Linked DNA regions of Homo sapiens: region 1 is linked to region 2. The links are chromatin contacts, found by Hi-C or POLR2A ChIA-PET in ENCODE. All regions are on one chromosome and are shown on one strand. Each heading gives the region's core, a stretch centred on a gene start or an enhancer-like site at or near the end of the contact. The rest is flanking DNA. Distances are from core to core; before and after follow the strand shown. Region 1 overlaps SYN2 (synapsin II). Region 2 overlaps PPARG (peroxisome proliferator activated receptor gamma).

What was found. Hi-C counts contacts between places; a loop is a spot of excess contacts on that map. ChIA-PET counts read pairs that join two places held with the same protein, here RNA polymerase II (POLR2A). Pooled maps may share reads with other maps.
Region 1: a loop to region 2 is called in a map of CD14-positive monocyte, with 2.0 times the contacts of the local background. The contact joins two enhancer-like sites. A Hi-C loop is called at or near these places in 1 of 168 maps with a recorded cell type or tissue (CD14-positive monocyte), 2 of 37 single-sample maps with no recorded cell type and 9 of 50 pooled maps. POLR2A ChIA-PET finds 5 or more read pairs at or near these places in 1 of 52 experiments (activated T-cell).

Annotation. Positions count from the first base shown.
Region 1 is chr3:12,176,512-12,179,957 of GRCh38, reverse strand. The region is part of intron 10 of SYN2 (synapsin II); the gene reads right to left. Among named protein-coding and RNA genes, the nearest start is that of TIMP4, 19 kb to the right of the region's middle. RefSeq lists an enhancer at 608-1,807. Within about 2 kb of position 1,722, at least 12 of the 41 ENCODE cell types and tissues checked have a DNase peak (open chromatin) inside an H3K27ac peak, as active enhancers do; they include CD14-positive monocyte, where a contact is called at or near this core.
Region 2 is chr3:12,392,715-12,395,803 of GRCh38, reverse strand. It overlaps PPARG (peroxisome proliferator activated receptor gamma), which reads right to left. Exons shown (of 8, transcript NM_138711.6): 5 at 3,052-3,089. Among named protein-coding and RNA genes, the nearest start is that of TSEN2, 90 kb to the left of the region's middle. RefSeq lists enhancers at 107-236, 287-336. Within about 2 kb of position 1,708, at least 2 of the 41 ENCODE cell types and tissues checked have a DNase peak (open chromatin) inside an H3K27ac peak, as active enhancers do; they include CD14-positive monocyte, where a contact is called at or near this core.

The sequences.
Region 1 (3,446 bases), core at 473-2,972, 220 kb after region 2:
TATAAATAAATAATAAACCCCAACCAACTTTGGGTTTACAGAGTGACGACAGGCTCAAAGGGTGTCAGTCTGTAATGATGCTGCCAAAAATTGGATGCAGCTGGAGGTATGTCTATGTCTTGACAAGGGGAAGTGATAGGACCACTGTTCTTTTGGCTGATCAAGCCTCATGAGAGAGCACTGCAACCAGTTCTGGCCACCTCTTAAGGGTGATGCTAGCAGAAAAACATGGGTACATGGAGCAAATAGGATGGTTAGAAGTCTCGAAATGACAACTTTACACATGTGACTTTGGGCAAGTTACTTATCCTGAGTCACAGTTTCCCAAATGGTATAAATGAGGTAACCATGGAAGCACCTAGGGCTTAGTAGAAGATTGAAATTAGTCAAATATAAATCTGAATAGTGTCAAGGGCTGGCTTGGGTAGTAGTGAGCTTCCTGGCATGAGAGGTATTTCAGCAGTGCTTGGACAAACTTTGGTTAGGGGGGCTCATGTAGCTGCAGGCACATGACTTCTACAGGCCCTTCTGGCTCTAGGCTTCCATGAATTCGTTTATGCTTTTTTTTTTTTTTTTTTTTTTTCTTTCAGTTCTTCCGGTGTGTGAGAACTGAGACAATCCCTTCTTAGCTACAGAGTTCCAGACCAGCCTGGACCAGCTACAGAGTCTTAAACTCAGCAAGACCCCTAGGGTTATTGGACCTGTGCAGAGATGTCTTGCAGGTATAGGCTTTCAGGAGCTTGGCAAGGAGAGTGTGCCGCTTCCATCAAAGCTAATTGGGCTGGTATCCTGCTACGCTGAATCTACTGGGCTTAGTGATCAGAGAAGCCAGGGAGGAAGGAGAGAGCTGGTGAAGCTCAAGACTCCTCCAGGTTGGTAGGTCCACCACTTGTTAAGGGAGGAATGCAAGGATTTTCCTTACGTAGAGATATAGAGTCACAAATGCCCAGCTCATTCCATTCTTACCTTCGCCTCTGCTGATGTGGGAGCACCAAAAGGGCATGGTGCACAGTATTGTGGAGAACTCCCTGAATTGGGGCCCAGAAGATCCAGCTCTCCTGCTTAGCAGCTGTGTGACCTTGGGCAAGGCAGTTGCCTTCTCTTTGCTGATATGTGAAACAAAGATACATTTGCCAGCCCAAGACATCTTAAATAAGGATTGTTAGGCTTAAACTAAAGAGTGTGCTTTGTAAACTGTAAAGTGTTAGGCAATGTAAGTGAGCATCCTACTACTATTTAAAAAATAAATATCAATCCAAAGGAAGGGAGGTCTAATGTTAGAATTTCGTGCATCAGTGGAGAAGATATTGTTGTGTGGTTTCCTGTCACCTGATGCATAGCAGTTTCATGTGCAGGGAATTCTGGTCTGGGTTATACCATGCCTTCTGTATATTGCTTAGTTCCAGCAAGGTCCTTGCAGAAATGGTAAATATTAGCTCTTGAGATGATTGGAAAGGAAATCACTGGCCTGTGACAGAAACCAAGCCCATGGATGAGGGTTTGTGGGTTTTTGTCAAAGGTAACTTTAAAATGCCATCCTGTGGCTTTCGGCAGACAAGCTGGAGAAAGGAGCTCCTGAAGTCCCAGCAGGATGGAAAGCTGAGGAAGGAAAGACATTGAGTGACTCAACACTTGTGAGCTGTTGGCCTGAGACCAGCTGCCCCAACCAAGGAGGAAGGCCTGTGCTTGCTCAGCATATCTGAGACAGGAAATTGGGAAAGGGTCCCAGGGTCTGGCCCCAGGAAAGAGGCCAGGCCAAGCTCCTTGCCGGACACGCCACAGAACTATTCTGATCAGCTCCCCCAGGCCCCGCTCCCTGGTCTAGGACCCCAGGGAGAATGAGGCAGCGGGAAAGAATGTGGTCAGGAGGTTGTAGGTTTAGTCGGTGCAAAGGGGACCGCATGTTTTGAGGCACCTTGGGATCTTTCTGGGCTTGCCCCTGCAGTCACCAGCGCCCACCTTCCTTCCTCCAAAAGGTTCTAAAAGGTGCCCAGGGATGAGCCGCTTCTCCTTCCCTCCTGGGGGGAGTTGCTTCTCTGCTTGCAGAGCTCATCTCCTGGAGTGGGGCCCTCCCATAACCTAGAACCCAAGAAATATCCCATGGGGGCAGTCCCTGAGTCTTCTGGGGGCACTGAGGGGCAGGTCACTCAAGGTCAGAATGTCAGCTTCAAATGATTAAAGATGTCCCTGAAAAGTTAAGACAGTCCCAGAATAGTTAGTTTCTCTTAATAGTCTGTTAAGGGATCTAGTCACTAGTGGCTTTATCTGAACCTGCCCCAAATCTCCTCACATTCTCAGCTTATACTCACTGGGGAAGAAATTTGCTAAAGCCATTCCTGCTGTGGGAAGCAGGAAGGCCTTTCATTTGTCCTAAATTTACCTCTTCTGAGCTCAAGTGAAGCCCTGTTAGTCCCATGCCGGGGATCAGAGACCCCTCCCTAACTGGACAGCCCTTTAGACTCCACTTCTCAGAGTGAAGAAACCCCTTCTTAGGCTTGGTCTTCTTGCACTCAGGAGACCTCATATTTTAGAACACGGGTGGCTAATCTTTTGGCTTTCATGGGCCACACTGGGAGAAGAACTGTCTTGGGCCACACATACACTAACACTAACAATGGCTGATAAGCTAAAAAAATTGCAAAATATCTCATAATGTTTTAAGGAAGTTTATGAATTTGTGTTGGGACGCATTCAAAGCCATCCTGGGCTGCAGGTTAGACAAGCTTGTTTCAGAGCCTTTGTGGCTGGAAAAACCTAGCTGGAAATGTGTTCTGTTTCTCTTCATACCAGAGAACCAGTACAAAAAAGGACTGGTAGAATGTCCCACCAGACACCAGAGGTTATTCAGCCTCAGTCCTTCAATTCTGAATTCTCATCACAGCCTTTTCCAGGTCCCATGGCTGCACACAGTCTGGATCTCAGCATGTCAGGCTTGGAAGGAGATTTTATAAGTTACCTGCTCCAACAGCCCCAGTCCCCAGCCCTCCCCTTTCACCATGTGCCTTACAAGCTGCTCATCCTGCTCCTGCTTGAACATCAGCAACAATGTGGCAGCCGCATGCCGTTTCTGAGTGTTAGAGAGTTTACTCCCTACACTGGGTCAAAACCTGTCTGCTAACAGATTTGCCTTTTGGAATCAGTTCTACTCCATGGCGGCATCAGAGAGCTAAAGATATTAATTAATGCACTCATTGAGATGTCTGCTATTCAACTGCAATTCCTTTAACTTTTACTCATAACATAGATTTGCCAAATGCCTCAACCTCCTGGTTTCTCTCCTCTGAGCACATTCTGATCGGAGTTAGAGTTTGTCCTTGTTATACTGTGACCCTCAGACTGGAAACATTTCAGATGTGCTCTGATCAGCTCAGGGTAGGAGAAGAGGTTCATTTTCATTCTGGACACCAAATGTATATGAATGCTTCCAAAGAATAAGTCTTAGAATC
Region 2 (3,089 bases), core at 459-2,958:
TTGTGCTTGAGATGACTCAGGAAGGCTTCTGAGCAATCGGTGGAATTAACCCATGGTCCAGAAATGATGGGTTGTTAAATGACCAAAATAATTAAGAACGTGTGTTTATTTTCATTACTTGCAGGAAAAAACATATTTCTGAAGCATATCAATCAGTCCATCACCTGGGTACTTTTTCTACCCAATGCTGAAAGTGAATATTTGAGAAACTATGTTTCTAACTGGAAGAATTCTGAAACTATGTTCTTCTACAACATGTAGACGATGTGTCACAATGAAAATGAAAGTTCCTTCTGAAGAGCTGTAACCCTACATAGCCTAGGATGCCATTTATACTTTCTCTAGCCCAGAGGCTCTGTATTTCTGCTCTCAGGCTACATTACTACATAACCATCAAACCAACTGCCCGAAATTGCTGAGCAATTGATCATAACATACAGACCTGATTCAGATATATAAATTACATTTTTATTTTTATCGTACCAAAACATACAGGTGAAAACTTTCAAATTCAGGCAACTGACATGCCAGGTGCCTACCTATCTGTGAAGACCAGAGCACTGTAAGACACGGAATAGCTGGTTGAAAAGTGAAAAATCCAGTGAGTTAGGTTGTTTGATTATACAGAATCATAGAATTTTCAAAGTGAAAGGACATGGTGATCACTGATTTCAGTGACTATCCAACAACATTAGCAAGAGCCCCTAGGGTTCCCTACCAGTTCCTTCAGAAGCCTCCTTCAAAGCTGTGAGTGCATGGCCAAAGGGGAAGCTACATTCATCAACCAGACTAATCAGAGACCAGGGAGCAGAAATAAGGTTAACACGGAATGGAGTACATTTGCTTTGGGGGACGTTCATGTTTTCTTGCGCATACTGAAAACAGCTGGGTGCTGATTTTGGTATAACACTCAGAGCCTCTTTTGATAAAAAGGCATTCTATATGAATGAAAACCCTGTTGGCTTCACATTGGTCAAAGCAATGGATTTTAAATAGTGACTCAACTTCCTAGAAAACTTTGTATTTAGAAATGTTTTCTTCATACAGCTAACAGGCAAAACTAATCAAAACCTTGTTGTTAGTCTGATGTTTATTTTCTGTGCAGCAAACAAACTCCCATAAAAACCTCTGAGGTTTTCTTAGTTATGTTTGCAATTTTTTAAGTGTTGAACTGCCTAAGTCTCTGATGTCATGACACTTAATTCATATATTTTCTTGCTTTTGCTAGAACTGAACAAACACTCCCTATCAAGATTGACCCTCTCTAGAAATAAAATAAATTGTCATATGAAGTCAAAATATGACCTATCAAGTTTATGATAGCTTTCTTTGACATTTATGGGAGGAGAAAATTATACCATCCATACTACATAGGTTGGGGTTTAAATAATATTTGCCTATAAACAATAAGCAATTGCAGATTGATTTTAAGTAAACGTATGCAATGCCTGTAAGCAACAGGAAATATATTTTACATCAATGTATGCACTGCCTGTAAGTAACAGGAATTATATTTTACATGAATGTGTGAAGTGATAATTTTTTAATAGGCAAAAATTAGTGTTAAAAGCGGAACTGGCATGCTTTCCTAGGCTGTCTCAGTGATAATGACCTCAAAGTCAATGATTTCTTCATGAAGATGAAATAAGTTTATTGCAACTTGATTGCATCACCTAAAATACAACCCTTGACTTGGAAGCTTGCCCTTATGTTTTATGAGGTCTGAAATAAAAAGGAAACTGATGGAACTGAACCAGCAAATTATTTTGCAATCCATGACTACAGTTGTATACAGCAGATGTAGTCAATTGTTGAGGAAAGTTGGACCAAATTTCCATCCTGTTCAGTACTGCTGATAGCTCTATTCAAAATACATTCTTGCCTTTAGAGGAACTGACCCATTAGTAATCATACAGATAGAATTTTGTGAACTATTTTTAAAGGGTAGGTTATTAATCAATGAGTGACTCTCAAATATCTTGATGGTTTCCACTGTGAAAACCAAGTATCTGCATGATAGAGCAAAAATTTAATTTTCTCAGATGCTTTAGAGTACATATAGATGAAGACTGCCTTCTTACTAGATCAGTTTTGAGAGAGATGAAAACAAAAGAAAGAAAAAATAGGATAGCTGATGAAATGAAACTTCAAATTTAATTTGATCATGTTGGCATTTTTTATTCCTTGAGTGCATTGAAAATAACTGATTAATACTAGACACATATAATACTATCAAGTTACACCTAAAATTTATTTTGTCAGCCAGGCAACCAATCAGAACCAAATAGTGACCAAGAATTATTTTTTCAAACACGTTTGTCTTCCAGGACCTTACTGAGTTAGTTCCACAGATCATGAAAACATGGGTCTTTTCTCAGGTCTTCTACATCATTTCCCTTAAGTTGACACCCAAAGTCATAAGCTTGACTTTAGACACAGGTTTCAAAAGTAGAAAGTTTTATTCTCTTATGTTTCTATGGCTTTGAAGTTTTGCAGAACTATAAAAATAATTTGTTTTACCCTTTCCACAACTCATGGACGTTCCTTGAAGTGAAGGAAACGAATACTCGTCTTTGCATAATAAACAGCAAAAAAAAAAAAAAAAAAAAAAAATTAAATGAATCTAAATTCTCATATGCCATTTAAAGTTTCAGACCCAGACATCTTCAGGATTTTCTTACATTTAAAGCAGAACGACACTACTGATACACAAAAGTAAATTTTAATTCTGTTTTTAATGCATGAGGCAATATAAAAATTAATCATGATGATCATTATATTTGTTCTAACACTAAAGTTTTTCCCATAATCCCCCAGATTTTTCAAGTCTCTTTTCTCCTCATGGCAGATGCCCAACCACAGAGAGAAAGGTTCTATAATAAAACTTTAAAAACACTGACCTAAAAGAGAAATGTTTTATCGCCATGCAATATTCTAAATTCTGGCATTTGGTGGAAAAACTGTACACATTTTTGGCAATGGCTTTAGTGTCCACTGGTCTGGCAGCTATAATGAGAATAATAAAGTATATGGTGATGACTGTTTACTTACCATTATGAGACATCCCCACTGCAAGGCATTTCTGAAAC